Regions from separate parts of the Homo sapiens genome. Here region 2 is linked to region 1. Evidence: read pairs that join two places in POLR2A ChIA-PET (ENCODE). Cell type or tissue: HepG2. All regions are shown on one strand. Links, peaks and the distances in the headings refer to the core of each region. The heading gives the core; the rest is flanking DNA. Region 1 overlaps WWTR1 (WW domain containing transcription regulator 1). Region 2 has its middle 12 kb from the start of WWTR1-AS1.

Region 1 (10,301 bases), core at 1,398-9,397:
GTGTATCTAAACATAGAGAAAGGTAATGTGTTGTGCCACGACATTTCCACAGCTACGATGTTGCCAGGCAGTAGGAGTTATTTAGCTCCATCATGATCTTATGGGCCCACTGTTGAATGTACCATCTGTTGTTGACCCAAAAGTCATGCTGCACATGACTGTGTGTCAGTAATAGCTCTCAGAGGAACTGATTTTCCCAGATGAAATATAAGTAAAATCTGATGTTTGAAAGCAGTTCAAGCAAGACCCCTCAAAAGACATTTAAGCAAGAACACATTTGGAAGCCAGTACTGAAGTGTTAGTAATGGATAGGGAAGTTATGTATTTTCTCTTCTTTCTTTTTTCCATTCATCTTTCTCTCTCTCTCATTTTTGTTTATCTGCATTTTACAATTTTTTTTTTCACCGTGAGTGTGGATTTTCTTTCACCATGAACATGGATTATTTGATTGTTGAAAAATAACAAAAGCCCAGCTGGGTGTAGTGGCTCACACCACTAATACCAGCACTTTGAAAGGTGGAGGCAGGCAGGTCGCTTGAGTCCAAGATTTCGAGACCAGCCTGGGCAACAGTGAGACCTCATTTCTACAAAAAATTAAAAAATTAGCTGGGTATGGTGGTATGTGCCTGTAGTTTCAACTATTTGGGAGGCTGAGGTGGGAGGATCACTTGAACTCAGGGAGGGTCGAGGCTGCAGTGAGCCAAGATTGTGCCAGTGCACTCCACCCTGGGCAACAGAGTGAGACCCTGCCAAAAATAAAAATAAAAAAGTAACAAAAGAATATAAGTTAGTAAATCAAAGAAGAGATGCCGGGAGTGGAGATTGGCTGTATTGAGATGAGTATGTCAGGGGCAGATAGATAATGTTTCTGAACCAGCAAGCTTTTACCCTTCATCTTGCTGCTTGTCTTTAACCCTTTCCTTGGTCCCTGGGTCTTGCCTCTGCATTCTCATTACTGATGGTAGGGAGTGGTACTCATCTTCATGACATAATCTCATTAGGCCAAGAGAGAGGATAATTGGCCATAGTTCCTAGGCCAGTCCCCTAAGCTGTGTTAGGCTTTCATATATGATTCTGTCTGGTCCTGTGCCTTTACATTTCCTGGTCTTGCCTTCTGAGACTGCCCAGGTTTTAAGAGGTGGGTGTTGGGAAAGGCTAGGAGATGGTGGATGCTGGAAGACAAAACACTAGCAGAGTGTAGTCTCTCCCCTTATGATCCTGAAAGTATAAAAAGCCATCTCTGCTCTGCTGCCAGCCTACCCACCTGCACTTTGGAAGAAGAGCTGTTGGATATTTCAGAATGGTTTTCAGACTGGCATTGGAACCGTGTTCTAAAGTTAACGATGATGGAAATAATTTAGTTGTAGAGGACTCTAGACAGGCTTGTGTAAAGCAAGCAGGTAAAGGAATAAAACATTAAAAATTGTGTAGGAAGAGATGTTTTGAGGTATCAGTGTAGGTGGATTGTGAGTGGAGTGACATGGGGAGGGAGTTAAGAGGAGACGATGTTCATGGTTAAAGAAACCATTTATACAGACGTGACGAGTGCAGGAATTCTGATCTCTCATATGACAAATGCTGAGAATAACTCCTATTTTCCATGCTAATTGCTAATTTACTCATCACATTGAATATCCTGCTGGTGGAAAAATTCAGTGTTGCAGCCTCATATCCTCCTGCATAGGAAGTACTCAGTGACCCAAGATGTTAGAGTCTCTTTTATGGCACTTCCCTGAAAAGAAAATATTATTACTTAATTGGCAGGCAACAGGGGCTTTTAAGGGACTCATCCGAACACCACCTGTTTACTTACAAGTACAAAGGACAGGAAAATTAATTACAAATGATACCTTTCTCTTAAGGGTTCTAGGTTTCCAGTGCAAAATAATGATGATCCAACTGCCAAAGTATATACTGGTAGGTGGAGTTTTTTTTTTTTTCTTTTCCCCTCCTATAATGGATTAAGTTAATCTGTGAGAACGTTTACCCAATGCCCATTGTAACAAAATTATGTGAATTGACCAGATTTCATTAAGTATAAAATGAATGTACCTCGAACTTGGTCTTTGATGTGGATTTTGAGCTACTATCAGGCCACAGTTCAGGTATAGCAAGGATATGCCCCAAAAAAGCATTCCTGTTTGATTATTTGGTGTTTGATTATCAGAATTTCTGGTCTAGAATACAGTCCAGGTGGTAACCTTTCCAATATGAGTGTCTTCCTAAGGTGGGTCATGAGATGGGTTGGAGAATCCAGGGTTCTAAGCCAGTCTCTTGCCCCTGACGCCATATGGGACATGAGGTGAGTTGCCCAGTTTTTATCATTTGTCAAGTAGGAATAGTAATGTCTGATGTGATTGAGGATTAAATGTAAGTCTAGGCAATAATGTAAATAGAAGTGTTTTTGAAATTAAACTGACATGCAAACTTTTGATTGATCACAGTAATCAATCAGTGAACAAACATATTTGTGAGCTATGGAATTAGCCATAAATGTGAAGGAAGCTAGAGAAAAGGGGAATGACATTTCCAGTAAGCTAGCAAACACTCTGGAGCTATGTTATTAACTGTTAAACCATGTAGTCTGGGTAGGTATCATTAGCCACTTTGCCACAACTCCCCACCTCATATCCTGTACCCCATTCAAATTCAGTCCTTTCATTGCTCAGACTCATCTCGCCTTGGCCATTCTGCCCCTCACAATATGATTTTCCCATTTCTGCCTTTTGAAACGTTGAGTAATCAAAACTTAGATCAAATGTCAGTTCTTTCATATAGTCTTCTCTGATTACTCCAGTTGGATTGATCCCTCTCTGGCCTATGTCAGGGATAGGCAAACTTTCTGAAAGAGTCCAGATTGTTTTTTGGCTTTGCCAGACACATGGTCTCTGTTGCTTCCACTCAACTGTGCCATTGTAATGTGAAAGCATCTGTAGACAATACATAGATAAGTGAGTGTGGCCATATTCCAATAAAACTTTATTCACAGAAACAAGCTGCCAGCTAGACTTGGCCTGCAGGCTGTAGTTAGCTGACCCCTGGCATGGGTCATTGTCTTGCTACGCAGCTTTCTTGGTTCTGCGTACATTTTGCCTTAACCTGCATGTTAGTGGCCTTCTTTTTAAAAAAAAAGTTTTTAAAAACTTTTACTATTATTCTTATTTTTAAAGATGAGGTCTTGCTGTCACCCAGGCTGGAGCAGTGGTGCAATCATAGCTTACTGCAGCCTTGAATTCCTGGGGTCAATCTATCTTCCCACCTCAGCCTCCTGAGTAGCTGGGATCACAGGCATATGAACCACCATGCCCAGCTAATTTAAAAAAAATTTTTTTTTTTTGTACAGATGGGGTCTTGGTTCACTGCCCAAGCTGGTCTCAAACTCCTGACTTCAAGCGATCCTCCCACCTTGGCCTCCCAAAGTGTTGGGATTACAGGTGTGAGCCACTGTGCCTGGACAGTAAGGCTTCTTATGAACAGCAGTGTCCAGGCTGTTTTCTTCTTTTGAGTCCCCCGGATGTTGTATAAATAGGAGAGTGTTCAGTTGATGTTTGACAAATGAGTGAACAGTGAATGAATGGTGGCTGCTTTCAGAAGTTGGCAACCCTGCTGTCCTTCTGGATGGCTGAGCTCTTCCAGCCTTCTGGCGTCCTGCCTCCTTTCCCTGGCCTGCCCTGCTAGAAAGAGAGGAGAGAAGGCATCTTTTCTCTGTCTTCCTCAGCCACCCTTCCACTTCTTTGAGCAACTACTATTTACAACTCAAAGAATTCTTTATTTATACTGTGTGAGAGACTGTTTACCCGTGTTGAACTAACATTAGGTTTCTTTAAATCTGCTATTAAAACGAAGAGTGGCCATTTGTAACTTTAGGAGCATAAGAGCTGGGTTCATGATGTAAGTGAACAGAGACACCCTTAAAGTTATTTCCCAAGGCCCTGGGAATGCGATTTTCTTAGTTTATTTGTTACAAGGGAGTGTTTTGTACATTGGTAGAGGAAAATACTATGAAACAAAATCAAACAAAAACATCATTACATTTTAAAATCATTTTGCAACACTGAGCAGGTATGAATTTGGTACTTTGCTTGTAATTGGAAAACTGGAAAGTTGAAAATTTAAGTATGGATATTATGATTTTCAATTTTTAGAAGATGTATAGTATATAATGGCAGTTTGCATTTGATGTTAGAAAGAATAGCATCTCAAGGGAAAACAAAAATGCTTTCCGTTCCAGAAAATGTTAAACATTCCTTTTTTTCTTAGGATAAACTCACTACTAGCTACTTTTCTTCTGCCTGAGCCCTTCATTGTAAAAGTGAATTAATGTTGTCCTCTGAATTCTGTTGGGGAAAATGACACAGAACCCCTGTGAATGAAGAATTGCTTTTAATTTCACTGGACGTGAGGCAGAGGAGGACCTTGGAAAAGGAAGGTTATTATTTCCTCTGTGGAAACGTTTATCTTCGTTTTCTGGGTGACTGGTAAAAACAATAGTTTGCTGTGGAGTTTCAGTAATCAAAGAAGAGGAAATAGCATGTGAGTGACTGCAAGTTGGTGGGGACAACCCTGGCTCTTTTGAAGGTGAAACTTACTAAAGCCACATTAGCTATCTCCTAGTGCAAAGGTCGAGAAACATTTTCTGTAAAGGGCTAGAGGTAAATAGTTTAGACTTCATGGGCCATAAAGTCCCTGTTGTAAATTTTCAGCTCTGCTGTTGTGGTATGAGAGCAGCCATAGACAGTTTTAGAAACAAATGAGAGTAGCTGTGTTCCAATACAACTGTATTTATGGACACAAAAATTTGAATTTTCATATGTCACAAAATAGTATTATTTTAATTTGTTACAATTATTTAAAAATGTAAAAACCATTCTTAGATTCCCTGTTGTACAAAAACAGGTAGTGGGTAGGATTTGGGTGCAGGGCATAGTTTGCTGACCCTATCCTGGTGAACTAGCGCAATAATTTCTTAGGTGGGGAGGTGTAGTGGATAACACATTACACATTCTGTACCTTTTAGTAGGTAATCCGATTATGATTAGCTAACCCAAACTTGTGAAGAAAATTTCCTGGTGGAGTTGGATGGCTTTGAGGAGTCCAGTGTTCTTGTCCCTGCCCTGTTAGTGTAAAGCTGAATGGCACTTTGGACCTTGGCTGCCCATCTGGTACATGATGAAGTTGGACTAGATGACTTCTAGGGCTTCGTGTAGAGCTTAACATTTTATTTTAATTAATTAATTAGGTTTTTTTTGAGACAAGGTCTCACTTTGCTACCCAGGCAGGAGGGCAATGGTGTGATCAGGGCTCACTGCTACCTCTACCTCCAAGGCTCCAGCAATCTTCCCACCTCAGCCTCCTGAGTGGCTGGGACTACAGGCACATGCCACCACAGCTCACTAATTTTTGTATTATTTCTATTTTTTTTCTTTTGTAAAGACAGGGTTTTGCCATGTTGCCCAGGCTGGTCTCAAACTCCTGGGCTCAAGCAGTCCTCCTGCTTTGGCCTCCCAAAGTGCTGAGATTATAGCGCGTGAGCCACTTGACTGATCTTAACGTTTTAGACCCTTTATCACTTGTGTTTTGGTTCTTCTTCTGATAATTATTGCAATTTACCTTTTAAAAAATTATTTAGGCCTGGCGTGGTGACTCACACCTGTAATCCTAGCACTTTGGGAGGCCAAGGCAGGCGGACCACTTGAGGTCAGGAGTTCGAAACCAGCCTGGCCAGTATGGTGAAACCCCCATCTCTACTAAAAATACAAAAAAATTAGCCAGGCGTGGTGGCACATGCCTGTAGTCCTAGCTACTTGGGAGGCTGAGGCAGGAAAATGGCTTGAACCCAGGAGATGGAGGTTGCAGTGAGCCAAGATCATGCCACTGCACTCCATCCTGGGTGACAGAGCAAGACTCCATCTCAAAAAAAAAAAAAAATTTAGATATTTGTTGAGAAACTAATATGTGCTAACTGTGCAGGCTCTGGTGATGGTGGTTGTGTGTGTGTGCACATTTGTGTGTGTGCATGTGTGTGAAACAGATGGTAGGGTAGTTACAATACAAAAATGTACATATTAGTATTCTAAATAAATTTTTTTTCTATTTTGTGCAGTCTTTCTTGAAGTTATAAAAACAATATAATGGGCAATTAGGCATTTACACTATTTTTATTAAAAATAATAAATGTATATGAATAATTATACTCAGAATTCAACAATATCAGATATTGATTTTTGCAGTTACTTTAGTTATTCATTTATTTATTCATTCATGTAACAAATAGTTCTTGAGTACCTACCATGTACTTCAAGGCACTGGCTTAGGCCTTGAAGACTAAACTATTTGCCCTCACGAAACTTGCATTCTAATGGAATCTCCTGTTGAAGATGCTAGGTAGATGGTTTTATTCGTACTTTTCAGAGGAGGTGTACTTATTCATTACTTATTTTTCTTTTTTTGTTTCAGTTATCTCTTGGGAAATCTCTGAGTAATGTTTTTGAATTACCAGAGGAAATTTTACAGTCACACAGGTCTTTGTTGACTTTTGCAGTCGCCTAAAGTTGTTAATCATTGAAGAGAACTCTGATTCCTCACTGACAAAGAATGAATTCTATCGTTTTAGTTATATTAGTTAATTTGGAAAGTACTTCAATCAATTTAAAACTTTAGGGAAGATCAATTCAGTAAGTTCTTTAGAAAATCACTACGTCAAGGCTGGGTGCAGTGGCTCACACCTGTAATCCCAGCACTTTGGGAGGCCGAGGCGGGCGGATCACGAGGTGAGGAGATCGAGACCATCCTGGCTAACATGGTGAAACCCTGTCTCTACTAAAAATACAAAAATTTACCCGGGCATTGCGGCGTGTGCCTGTAGTCCCAGCTACTCAGGAGGCTGAGGCAGGAGAATGGCGTGAATCCAGGAGGTGGAGGTTGCAGTGAGCCAATATCACGCTACTGCACTCCAACCTGGGCAACAGAGTGAAACTCTGTCTCAAAAAAAGAAAAGAACTATGTCAAATTCTCAAAGGTCACTGAAGTTAACCCGTGTTATCAGTCTTCTAAGCAGCATTAGTGGATTTATATTTATGTTACACATTTCTCCTCATAAAAAAAGATTTCACATGCATTTATTCAATGAATACTAAAAAAGATGAATATTTCAAAAAGTAAAAGCAACTGAAAATAGTAATATCTGTTAAAACTGCGTCATGGCTTTGCCTTGATATCATGAGTTTTGTCTGCTTTTATGAGGGTGGCATTTTTGGGCTTTACAAATAAAAAAATACCATTGTAATAGTAGTATTATAACCGTAACCAATAGTCCAACAATAGCGAAAGCATTCACTGTGTATCACTCCCCTCCAGGCCACCCCGGCTTTGCTCTGCTTCTAGTCAGAGTGGATGCCTCGCAGTTCTTTTTGAATAAAGTTAAATCTGACTTCAGGTCTTTCACACACACATTTGCCGCCCTTTGGAATCTCTTCCTTCTCTGCCTTTATCATCTAGTTAATTCCTGGTAAGTCTCAACTTGAAAGGTCTTCTCTTTATGGAAGCTTTCCCTGAGTTTTATGTGGACTGAAGTTTCCCCTGTTAGCATCCTTACTTCTTCTGAGCAACTGTAATTGTTTATGTCATTATCTGACAAGAAGCTGGATGAAGGCGGAGTGTGTATTGCCCATCACTCTATTCTCAGCACTTGGTTTGAATGAGCCTATAAGTGGTATTTTACCCACCCCTCACAAAAGAAGCTATATCAATATAAGCTATTATTCGTGTAATTTAGTGAGAAATACTGATGTTTCCTCACCCCATAGTTTTGTGTATCTTTTGTAGACCTCAGTGTTTCATGACCTATATATTATAATGTTTACTGACTAGATTTGGTCAGTTACTATTTGAGGAAATGCTGGGATTTCTTAGAAATTTTAATGATAAAAGAATGCATAGGGCCAGAATGTTTGAAACCAAGACTGCCTTAGAGAAACCCAGGGCATATAGCAGACACATTTTTGACCTGAAACGCTTAAAGCGGAATGGGACAGGAAAATACATATGCATGAAATAATTAGTATGTTTCTCAGTCTGTCCAGGCTACTATAACAAAAATACCATAAACTAGGTGGCTCAGGAAACAACAAACATTTATTTCTCACAGTTCTGGTAGCTAGGAAGTACAAGATCAAGACACCAGCAGATGTGGTGTCTTATGAGGGCCTATTCCTCATAGATCATGCCTTCTACCCGAGTCATCATATGGTAGAAGGGATAAACAAGCTCTCTCTGGCCTCTTTCATGAGGGCCTTAATCCCATTCCATGTGGGCTCTGCCCCCATGATCTAACTACCTTCCAAAGGCCCCATGTTGGGAGGTTATATTTCAACATATGAATTTGGTGGGGACACAGACATTCACACCATAGCAGTATGCCACCTGTGACAGTACCTGTTTGTCTTTATAGCTGTGTTCTCTTGTTTCTCCAGTATCTCAGTGGTATTGGACAGGATATTAGATTCAGGAGAGGACTTCAGAATGTTAACTAGTGGTAAGAAAGCAGCTTCATGGGGTGGCTGGGGCTTGAGGGAGTCTGTAACTCGGGACCACATTTTAGTAACTAGAGAAAATGTTTCAGCAACTGTATGGTGATAAGTCCCTAGTCTAAATCTCTAGCACAAATCTTTCTTTTGAGTGCTGGATACCCTATTCTTTTGCCCATTAAACACGTCTACTTGCATGCGCCACAGTCACCTCAAAGGCAACATGTCCAAAGCAAATTCATTATCTCACTCTCGAACTTGCTCCTTCTCCGTTGTTATGGAACTCAGTAACCACATTGCTCAAATTACTGCCTCACCCATTATTTCTTCCTCACCTATCACATCCAGTCCTCCAAGTTCTCTCAGTCCCGCCTCATACATTTCCTCCATAACCTGCTCCCTTGTCTATGTTTTCTAGTGTAGGTCACTACACTAGAAAGGTCATCCTTTGCTTGTGCTCCTGCAATAGTCTTCTAACTGGTCTCCTACCTGGTAGCTGGTCTTACTCTCCTCTGATCCACTCTCATGCTGTGGCCAAAGTGATTTTCTAAAAAGACAGATGTCTTAATTATGCATGTGCTTTGAAGCTCCTCGTTTGGCATTTAGGATAAAGTTCAAATGCCTTAGCTTATGAGAGGCCCTGTGACCAGGTCTCCACTCTCCAACCATATTGATGATCTTACAGTTTCTCCTGTGTATTGTGCTGTCTCCGGCCTCTGGACCTTTAGTGCTGCTCCTTCTGTCTAAATTACTTGTTTTCTCAATTAGTGACCCTTCCCTCCTTCAGTGCACAGGCTTGGAAGCCTATCCATGAATCTCACTACCCTGAAATCCAAGGGATAAGGTGACCATGAACCTCAGCACCTCAAGCCTTCCATTGACATTTCCCTCCTTTGCTCCATGGGTAAGAATGCAGAACGTATGGCTTCAGCTTCTGTGTGGGCCTTTCTCTATGCCTGGTTTTTCCTGGCACCTGTCCTCCCACCTGCCTTCTGGCCTGCCAGTGTGTCTGATCTGAGCAGACTGGGAGGGTGTGAAGAAGGGCCAGTACCGCTTCAGCAGGAAGGGCAGCACACGGAAGGCCAGCAGCCTTGGGCTGGCCTGCATCTGCCCCTCACATACCCTACAGAGAAACACTGAGCAGCTGGTCAGCATGTGGGCTGGGAGGAATGGGGCTGGGCTAGGGGACTAGGGATTAAGGCAGCCCTTGTAGCAGCAACTGTGACACAAGGAGCACCTGGCCCTCCTGGAAGTCCCAGGGCTCTTTCTTTGACCTCCTTCCTTCACTTCCTGCATTTTCTAAATTGTAGCTAAAATTTGAGATAGAACCCTAAGAGTAAAACCTGGCCCTGCTAGCATTGATTTCCTGAGATTAACTTCTCTTTTAGCTAAGGAGCATCTCTGGATGATGAGTAGAGATGGAAGCCAAGTCATGTGCCCTTAAAGTCCTGTGCAAGCTCCTTCCCGGGATGTGGTGGGGTGTGCATGCAGTGAGCTGTGAGGGGGTGGCCCTGTCACAGGGAATGAGGCCTCAGCCATTGTCTGGCAGTGTTGGCAGTGTGATTTTAAGCCAGTTATTTAACTTCTAGGTCTCAGGTCCTTAGCCTATAAAGTTGGGATAATACTTATCTTACAGGGTTGGAGCATGAAATAAATATTAAGAGAATCAAAAGCAAAAATGCTTTGCATATTATGTAATATGAAACTATTTTTCATGTACTACTACTTATAGTATTACTACTATTTATGGAGTTTAAAAAGTTTCTGTGTTTTGAA
Region 2 (10,301 bases), core at 1,102-9,101, 61 kb before region 1:
GCCAGCTGCCCTCTTGGTTACAAAATGGCTGCCAGAGATCTAGGCATCACCCTAGATACTCCAATGTTCAGATGAAGCAGACAGTAGTTTCTCTTGTATGTGTAATATGAATAAAGAAATATTTCCCTAAAGTCCTTCAGCAGACGTCTCACATCTCATTGGCCAAAACATGCTCATTTTAAAAACAATCAGTCACTGGTAAGGAGTATAGGGTTGTCATGATTGGCTTAGATTAATCAAGATATGGCCCTGAGCCAGGGATAGTGTCATCTTCCCTGATGTGTAGATACCCAAATAAAACTGGAGTTCTTCTAACAAGAAAAAAGGGGAAAATCAAAAGAAGTAAGATATATGATTCTGGTTTCCTTCTACCATCTTAGTCCAAACCCCGGACTAGCGTCTCAAGGACAGCTGTGATAGTTTACCAACTGGTCTCCCCACATTTTTTCCATCACAATTTTGTTGGATTTATCTTCCAGAAACACTGCTTTTCCACTTAGCCCTTTTGTTTAAAAATGCCATTGGTTCTCTCTAACCTTCAGAAAAACATTCAAACATACCATAGAATGTTTAAACCATAGAATATAAGAGTTAGAAGGCCCAGCGAGCTTTGAATGTCAAAACTAGCACCAAGAGCTAGACTAGAAAACATGGACGTGTGGTCTTAGCTAAACACCTCTTTTGCTTAACCAAAGGAACAGTATACAGAAATCTCCCTAAAAGAACAATCTTCAAGCTAAGTTAAGTAACTTTCTAAGGAGGTGTATCAGTACAGATTCTTAAGAGAATCAATTTTGGCTTGTTCTCTCTGAAGGCTAGCCTTAAGTTTCATACAAATTCTTTTTTTTTTTTAGATGGAATCTCTCTCTGTCACCCAAGATGGAGTGCAGTGGTATGATCACGGCTCACTGCAACCTCCGCCTCCCAGGTTCAAGTGATTCTTCTTCCCCAGCTTCCCAAGTAGCTGGGACTACAGGCACGCACCACCATGCCTGGCTAATTTTTGTATGTTTAGTAGAGATGGGGTTTCACCATATTGGCCAGGCTGGTCTCGAACTCCGGACCTCGTGATCCGCCTGCCTCGGCCTCCCAAAGTTCTGAGATTACAGGCATGAGCCACCATGCCTGGGCCTACAATTTTTACGTGTGTGTGTGTGAGAGAGAAAGAGATAGAGAAAGACAGACAGAGAGAGAGAGAGAGACAGAGACAGAGAGAGAGAGACAGTGTCTTGCTCTGTCACCCAGGCTCAAGTGCAGTGGCATGATCATGGCTCACTGCTGCCTTGGCTTCCTCAGCTCAAGCAATCCTTCCACCTCAGCCTCCCCAGTAGCTGGGACTACAGGCCTGCGCCTACCATGCCCAGCTAATTTTTTTTTTTTTGTAGAGACGAGGTCTTACTATGTTGCCTAGGCCGGTCTTCTACTATGTTGCCTAGGCTTAAGCAATATTCTCACCTCAGCCTTCCAAAGTGCGCTGGGATTATAAACATGAGCCATCATATCCAGCCAAATTCTTTATTTTCACCTTCCATTGCAAAACAGCCTATCTTCTCCTTACCTGTCTTGACTCTTACCTTGGTACCTCCAAAATCTTGAGACCTCTGGGGAATAGGGGAGGGGGAAACAAAGGGACCATTTGAAGTATTGGCTCCTCCCATCCCTGGCCTCTCTGGTTATTGTCAAAGAATGCATAACTCTGGAGAGAGAGACCCATGACAGCAAAGTAAAGAACACTTCAAATGCTAAAAATGGAGTCTGCTTTTTGTTTTCACTTATTTTCAAAACAAAATTCTCAAAACCTAGGAGGGGCCATTAGCTGGAAAAAATGTCTCTGAGCAGCAGATGCAGTGCCAGATACTGATGCTGATTCAGGGCTGAGTGATGCATCCATACCAAGCACATACCAAATTTTCACATGCCTTTCCGAGTGTCATTCACCTTTTGTAGAATGCAGTGTGAATGATCCCTCTAAAATTGGGGGTAACATAAAAATAGTTTTAAATTTAAATGGAATGTTTTCTGAGGTTACTACATTCTCTACTACACAAGATAGAATTCATGGATTAAAAATTCACCTGATTTTTTTACATAACGTACACATCATTGAATAAAGTAATTAAAACCTACTTCTATGAAATTACGTCATTGAATATTTTTCCAGTGATAGTCAATTCTCAACTTATTTCTTCTTTTAACTGATTTTTAATTTTTATTTTTTTTAAAAAACAGAGACAGGGTCTCACTATATTGCCCAGACTGGCCTCAAACTCCTGGGCTCAAGTAATCATCCTACCTCAGCCTCCCAAAGTGCTGGGATTACAGGCGTGAGCCACTGTACCTGGCCTATTTCTTCTTTTAAAACATTTATTTTTACTCCTATTAACACAAAGTAACATTATATGCCAGCTGCCAGACTTCATTTTTAGCAATTCATACTTTTTCTTTTTCATTAAGTAGATAGGAAAAGTTAACAATAAAAGTTCTAAAAACAGCTGGATGTGGTAGCATGCGCCTGTAGTCCCAGCTCCTCAGAGGCTGAGGCGGGAGGATCGCTTGAGCCCAGGAGTCCAAGGCTGGAATGAGCTGTGATGGTATCACTGTACTCCAGTTTGGGTGACCAAGTGAGACCCTATTTCTTAAAAAAAAAAAAAAAAAGGAAAAAACTTCTTCCATTACCATCCATCCTCTTATATATCTTTTTATAGAAAGATTTTTTATATAAACATTTATAAAAATAAAAAGTAGGCATAAAATTAGTACTCTAAGTTGAGATACATGAACTAATTGAAAATAGTCCCATTCATCTTATTAAGAACTATATCTCTAATAAAATGTTTCTTTTTAAGTTATTTATATTAATTTAACATGTATGTGGGTCACTTTGATATTTTTACACCAATAATAATTGTAATAATAATAAGTTTTTGACTCTTTAGAGGCTTGGCCATGGTAGAAACTATTACCTGGCTCCCACAATTTGTTCCACCCTCCTTCGGGTACGTAGGTAGCCTACTTTTCCCCATCATCCTTGCTGTAACATGTAGTCATGTAATTGTTCTGGCAACAACTTGTGAGTGGAAATCATGTATGTCACTTCCAGGCCTGGTCCCATGAAATATCTTCTGTGCTTTTCTTTGCTTTTTCTCCTTCTACCAGCTACACGAATTGAGAATGAGGCTCTAGGAAAGCGGTTGGCGAACTTTGGTAAAAAGCCAGACAGTAACTATTTTGGGCTTTGCGGCCACATAAAGCCTCTGATGCACATTCTACTGGTTGTTTTTTTGTTTGTTTGTTTGTTTGTTTTTTGTTTTTTTGTAGCCTTTTAAAGATGTAAATCTATTCTTAGCTCCCAGAGCACACAAAAATAGGCCCACAAGCTAAACCCTTTTTCTAGGAGACAGGGAAGCCATAAGATGAAAGGAATTAGGTTCCCCTCATCACTATGTGGTGGGGAGCACTTTGCTTACCTGGGGACCTCACCCAGGACTATTCTGTGAGAAAGAAATAGGCTTTGATTGTGTTGAGCAGTTACATGCTGGACCTATTTGTTATTACAAATCAGCTTCATAATAACACAGGAAATAAAAAAATTACAAACATTTTTAATGCAGAGAAGTATAATATAAAAAATGAATAATAAGACCTTTAAGCATAATAATATAGTACATTAAGATAAATATGTAGAAGTAGAATAAAAATAGGAGCTTAGGGAAAAAACATCTGACTGTTAAAAAAGAGCTCATTTGTAGACTTTTAAAATGGATGTGGTGGGCATCAAATCGCTTGGATTTAGATTCAATTGGATATTTCAAAGCAAATTGCAATAGTTTATTTTAAAATATCTATATTAATAACATCATGAAAATTACAACCTTTGCAATTATTCAAACATACGATGTAATATTTTAGATGTCAACTGAAAATTTTGTGAAGGAGTACATGGTTTTAAAACATTCTGTTAGGGGATATGCCAGCAGAAACTTTTGAAGAGGCTTCAAAGAACCCTTATAGACTCAGAACCAAACCTCTTTTGAAAGCTTCGTAGATTCCCTGGGCTGAATGTACAAGCAGGGGTTTTTCTGGTTTGCCTCTGCTCTTTTCGAAATCCTGTGTCTAGGTCACCTTAGACAGTGTTCATACACAGGAATGTCCTTGCTTGTCAGGAGTCCTGCCAGCGGTGTTGAGAGGCCAGGTGTAGACCCGTTTCTTCTGACCTTAGATTCCCCAGTGGATCATGAGGATGAAGCTGTTTTCTTTCTTCCTTTCAAAAGTGTTCCCTTCTTGGTGGTTCTGAGGATTCATGAGTTAAATATTTGTTAAGTTTTTGCAATATTTGGCTGAAAGTACGAAGTCTTATTTATTATTGCTGGATGGATGAAAGGTATTATACAAGTGCAAAGTATCATTTCTTCCCAGGACAGACGGCGTTGTCATGCTTAATCCCCAGGCAGCTCATGACCCCATTCTCTTGCACGGCCTCCTCATTTACATAACCAGCCACAAACTGAGTTGAAAGGACTCCTGCAAGAGGATTTGCACTTTCTCCTTTTCTTCAGAATGTGTATCTGCCTAAGCAGTGTGATAACTTTTTTCCCAGACTGGATCGATATTCCTTAGCTGGTCCTGTTGCAGCAGGAGTCCGGTGACTGGAGAGAGGAAGCTCTTGGGCAGTGAGTAAAAAAAGAGAATTGACTTCTTTTTTTTATCTGTTTCTGTCTACTCATCAGGCCCTGGACAAGTCACTTCACCTCTTGCCTCATTTTCTTTTCTTTTCTTTTCTTTTTTTTTTTTTTTGAGACGGAGTCTCGCTCTGTCGCCCAGGCTGGAGTGCGGTGGCATGATCTCGGCTCACTGCAAGCTCCGCCTCCCGGGTTCACGCCATTCTCCTGCCTCATCCTCCCGAGTAGCTGGGACTACAGGGGTCCGCCACCAGGTTGGACATCAGCACCTGTAGAGGGGATAGCACTGGATATGGAAAACTTAGAGTAGATAGTGAAGGAGGAAGAGGATAAATAGCAGTTATGGCCTCAAGACCAACTACAGCGGTAGGGGCTGTGGTTTGTCTCATTAATCGCCCTCTTCTAAGATTCCCCTGAGGAGGAAAGGCCCACAGCAACCTTGGATGAACTGCGCCCTGAAAAATGGAGAAGTCAGCCTGTGTGATGCAGTCTGTACGCACTGTGATAAAAACCATGTGGGTAAATGCTTAGGACTTTCTTCAATAGAGTCACTGTGAGGACAGCAGTGAGCTGACATCTTCACCAGCCACACCTGTAAAATTGCTTGCACTGTTCACACTGAAGGCCGTGGTTTCTTGTCTACCAAGGGTTGAGCCCAGCTGGGTGCTAGAGCTGAGCCATTGCTGCCCATCGCGGGACGCCCCTAAGGGTCAGCTGTTGCCTTGGAAGCACTGGCCTGGTCGGGGCTGAGACTTTTCCTGGCCAGCCCTCCTTCCTACCCTCCTCCTTCACTATTGACAGACGTGCATTGCAATCTGAATACTCTCCTAGCTTACTCACCTTCTTTCTCCTCTTTAACTTTTGCAGGCATTTTCCCCAATACATCTCTGCTCATCTGACTCTTATCTTGGCATCTGCTTCCTGGTGGATCTGAACTGACCCATAAGCCACGCTTACTAGTGATTTTCCAGGTAATCATCTATTTTTATTCATTTTTTTTTCTTGATTGGTAGTTTGAACATGATATTAAACACATTTACTGTATAAATATAGATATCATTGTTGGCCAGTTTGCTGTAATTGAACTCTCCAGAGGGGTTTCAGGATGGTTTTGCTTTTTCTAGAAATTGTAGCAGGGAAGCAGAGGTCTACCTTTGTCTGTTTTCAGAAGGGCAAGTTTACCTTCAGAGTTTCCCTGGATTACTTTTAATGTTTCCTTTCCTTTTCCCTCCCACTGGACTCTAGTACTGGGGACCTTGTTTGTCTTCTTTAAACGATAGAAGTGCAAGTTCAAGTGAAATGACATTTCTAGAAGAATGGAAATTCCTTATTTAAGTGAAGCCCTTTTGAGTTCAGATGGGTATGTGATAACAGAAAGAGAAGAGCACTCTTGTTCCCAGACTAGCTACCCACTGCTGCCCAGGCTGCAGAGTAATGGGACTGGTGCAGGAACTCATTTGGGATTTTCCTTGGTAAGATTATGTGGTCACAAAGGAGGTTCCCTTGTAAGATGTGGGGTTCTTGTATATGTGGGGGTATATTGTATATGTGTATTGTTCTTGTATATGTGGGGGTTCTTGTATATGTGTATAACCTTGTATATGTGGGGTTCTTATTTCTTGTTCCACAAAAACAAAACCCCTGGCAGTGGTGAAATAGAAAAGACTGACTAAAGGTAAAAACTTGGACTCTGTACAAAGGCCTTTGGTGATTTTGGGTAAAAAAGGCCAAGTCTCTCCCACGCCAATGGCTTGTGTTGGAGGCTGTAAAGTTACTCATTTAGCAAAGCTGACCAGAAAGTCAAAGGGAGGATTCATTAGCAAGGTTGAAATTTACCACTAGATTATGCTTGTCTTTCCAGCCAAACAGAATGAGACTTCATGGCAGTCTTTTTGTGGGGTGTTCAAACACTAATGAAAAAAAATTTGAAACCAAGGTGACTTTTTGGTGAGTGGAGTGTCTGAGGGAGCTTATGTGGAGAAATCAATGTAACTATTGCCTCAGTGTTGTCAGAGAATTTATTAAAAGGGATCCCCCGTTCCCCATTGGTAACTACTTATTTTTTTCTAAGAATGGGATCCAACACTTCAAATTTTAGACCTTGAGTTGTGATGTGAAGCAATGAAGACTCAGTTTTTTGTTGTTTTTTTTGAGACACAATCTTGCTCTGTTGCCCTGCCTGGAGTGCAGTGGCGCCATCTCGGCTTACTGCAACCACTGCCTCCCAGGCCCAAGTGATTCTCCTGCCTCAACCTCCTAAGCAGCTGGGATTACAGGCGCCCGCCACCATGCCCGGCTAATTTTTTGTATTTTTAGTAGAGACGGGGTTTCACCATGTCGGCCAGGCTGGTCTCAAACTCCTGACCTCAGGTGATCTGCCCGCCTTAGCCTCCCAAAGTGCTCAGATTACACGCCTGGCCAAGAGTCAGCTCTTGACAGCCCCAAAAATCTATCCTTAGGGCAGATAGAAGAGAGAGATTTTTCACATGATAATGTATTTAAATCAGGATTAGACAAAGAACTTCATCCTTCCTTGCTGAAAGATACAAGTTGTCATATTTAATTGGAAAAAGGCAGTCTTTTACACTTATGAGAGAAGTGGATACCTAAAAATCTAGAGGCTTCTTTCCCTAAAAGCCATTAACCAGTATTATTTTTATAGATTTAATGCCAACTAACCAGACTCTGAATTATTATCATCTCTAGTGTTGAACTCCAGGCTGTACAATCTATACGAGGGATAAGCCTTGACTGACACTTTCACAGACAGCAGTTACAGAATTTTTTAGGAAGGTGACAGGTAGATCTCAAGGGTCTTCTCATTCACTTTTTCTTTGGTATCTTATCAAGATGTTTTAATTCTCTTTTCAAATATCTTCAGATTCTTTTCCCTCTGGTGAAACAGATGGCAGGTAGGAGGAAATATACAGAATGAACTGTGAAATTTCTCTTGTCTAAAATCATTCACAAAAAATGGGAGATGATGACTCAGTAGAACTACAACGTGCAGCCACTGGGTTAGTGCCCATGTAGTCCTAACATTGTTTGGCTGTTAAGAGCTTCATGTGATACCTCCAAGTCTAGAAGGACTCAACCAGAGTATCAGGACAGATTGAGACTTGGGGCTTCCACGAATTTGGAGCATAGTGGGATGCTGGGTTGCCTAGACATCATTAGTAAGATTTTTTTCATAATTTTTTTTTTTTTTTTTGAGATGGAGTCTTGCTCTGTCGCCCAGGCTGGAATGCAGTGGCACGATCTGAGCTCACTGCAAGCTCCACCTCCTGGGTTCACGCCATTCTCCTGCCTCAGCCTCCCAAGTAGCTGGGACTACAGGTGCCCACCACCACGTCCTGCTAATTTTTTGTATTTTTTAGTAGAGACGGGATTTCACCATGTTAGCCAGGATGATCTCAATCTCCTGACCTCATGATCCACCCCCCCTCAGCCTCCCAAAGTGCTGGGATTACAGGCGTGAGCCACTGCGCCCGGCCCCATTAGTAAGATTTGTTTTTTCCTATAACAAAATGCATCAAGTTCCAACTAAACAATTTACAAAATAATTTTAGGAATACAACTCTTAAAAAGTAGAGACCCAATGTTTCATATTAATTAGAAATAATGATTCACATCACAGAAGGATTCTTTAATACACACAAGCGCTCCAATAATCAGGGTTTGATTGAATTTTCAGTACCTCCAACACATTTAAGTTTTTATTTATTTAATGAGAGGGAGGAGACAACTAAGCTTCGATATACATTTTAGGAGCCTCTGTACATCGTATGGCCATTAGATGACAAAACATTTGTGAAATGATACTGTAAGTCAGTGGAGGAAAAATGCCTTTAAAAACAGCCTCTCTTTCCCTCTCTTTAAAGGAAAAGACAAAATAGTGTATGCTCACAGAGGAGGAAGTAATTAAGAGTCTGATTCTGTTAGGAAACTACAGAAGAAATATAATTTGAAAGCCGGAGAGATACTGGAGGGGTTGAGTCCTGGTGCTCTTGTTATAAATCAATGGCCTTTGGCAAGACATAAACTTTTCTAAACCTTGGTTTTCTTATCTGTAAAATAGTTCTAGTAAGGTGTATCTGCCCATTCTCACAGGGTTACTATGAGATTCGTGTGTGACTGTACATGTGAAGTTGTTTTGTAGTCTGTAAAATATTATATAAATATGATTTATTATTATTGCCATAGTTGAAATACTAACAGCTTTTAATGATCATAACTAGATTGAGATGTCTTCAATCATATGGTCAAATTAGGATGTATTGTGTGGCAGATGCTGTATGAGAATTAATCTACTCTCTTATCTAAGATTATCTAGAAATATATATTTTTAAAGAAAATTTAGCCATTTTTAAGCATGTGTGAATTGAACTGGTGCCCACAGGCACTGGCTTTCTTATACTCAGGTCCTCTCTCCACCTTGTTTTGGTTTGGAGGGCTCTCTTCTCCTTGGCTCCAAACCACAAATTAACTTTTTTGACCAGGCATGAAAAGTGTCCTAACTTGTGTCTGGACAATGCTGAGACAGAGAGATAATAGTAGAGCCCATATATACTTGACTCTTGTCACCAAGAAAAATAAGACAAGGAAGAGCAGTGGCTTGAACAGCTAGTGTAACCAGATCTGTGACTTATTTGGGTAAAGGGAGGAGTTGAGTGAAATTGTCAAACAATAAATGTTTTAATCAGGTGGCAAACTCTTCCAAGCTCAGCTTGAAAGATCACTTCTGCCCTTGAACACAATGGATATTAAAAAAATATGTACCGTATTTGTTGAATGGATGGATAATATTGAGCACCTTGAAATTCCCCCCACCCCAAACACTGCTAATTAGTTCTCTCATCACACCCAAAATAATACTAATAATATGGTTTGTACTTCTGAGAGTGATGATTCAGTGTTATCATGTTACACATATATACAGATATAAGCACACAAAGAGAAATATTTATCTTTTTATTTCTACATAGTTTTTAATATAATTTTAGCATCTTTTTATTCATTTTTCCATGTTTTTGAACAAAGTTATAATGATAGTATTCACAGATCTTTGTTTCGTAATTTTTCTCATTAAAATTATAAAAATTCTTAAAAACATTTTTCAGGTTGTCACATTGTCTTCATAAACACTTTCAAATAACTATCAGAATCTTCATTGCATATGTTAAGCTGTTAGATATACTTAACCATTCTCTTCTTAAATATTTAGGAAATTTCTGAGCCGGGCGCAGTAACTCATGCCTGTAATCCCAGCACTTTGGGAGGCTGAGGCGGGCAGATCATGAGGTCAGGAGATCGAGAACATCCTGGCCAAAATGGTGAAACCCCCATCTCTACCAAAAATACAAAAATTAACTGGGCATGATGGTGGGCTCCTGTAATCCCAGCTACTTGGGAGGCTGAGGCAGGAGAATGGCTTGAACCCGGGAGGCGGAGTTTGCAGTGAGCCAAGATGACGCCACTGCACTCCAGCCTGGTGACAGAGCAAGACTCTGTCTCAAAAAAAAAAAAAAAAAGAAAGAAAGGAAATTTCTAATTTCCCGTTATTATAGATCATGGTGCAATGAGCAACTCTGCAATATGCCCTGATCATTAACTTCTAAACCA

Evidence for each region. ChIA-PET counts read pairs that join two places held together with the same protein. Peaks named below come from ENCODE experiments on the same cell type or tissue, not always from the same donor. Only the 100,000 strongest peaks of a DNase experiment are listed, where the experiment ranks them.
Region 2: POLR2A ChIA-PET joins it to region 1 with 10 read pairs; 5 of 35 experiments call an interaction of 5 or more read pairs at or near these places.

What each region holds. Positions count from the first base shown.
Region 1 is chr3:149,604,016-149,614,316 of GRCh38, reverse strand. The region is part of intron 2 of WWTR1 (WW domain containing transcription regulator 1); the gene reads left to right. Among named protein-coding and RNA genes, the nearest start is that of WWTR1-IT1, 43 kb to the left of the region's middle. RefSeq lists an enhancer at 9,005-9,695. In HepG2, for the core only: no CTCF peak of the experiment used is centred there; DNase peaks (open chromatin) are centred at 3,563, 4,576 and 6,526; H3K4me3 peaks cover 580 bases.
Region 2 is chr3:149,665,137-149,675,437 of GRCh38, reverse strand. It overlaps a transcript of WWTR1 not described here. Among named protein-coding and RNA genes, the nearest start is that of WWTR1-AS1, 12 kb to the right of the region's middle. RefSeq lists an enhancer at 4,247-4,787. In HepG2, for the core only: no CTCF peak of the experiment used is centred there; a DNase peak (open chromatin) is centred at 4,457; H3K4me3 peaks cover 1,978 bases.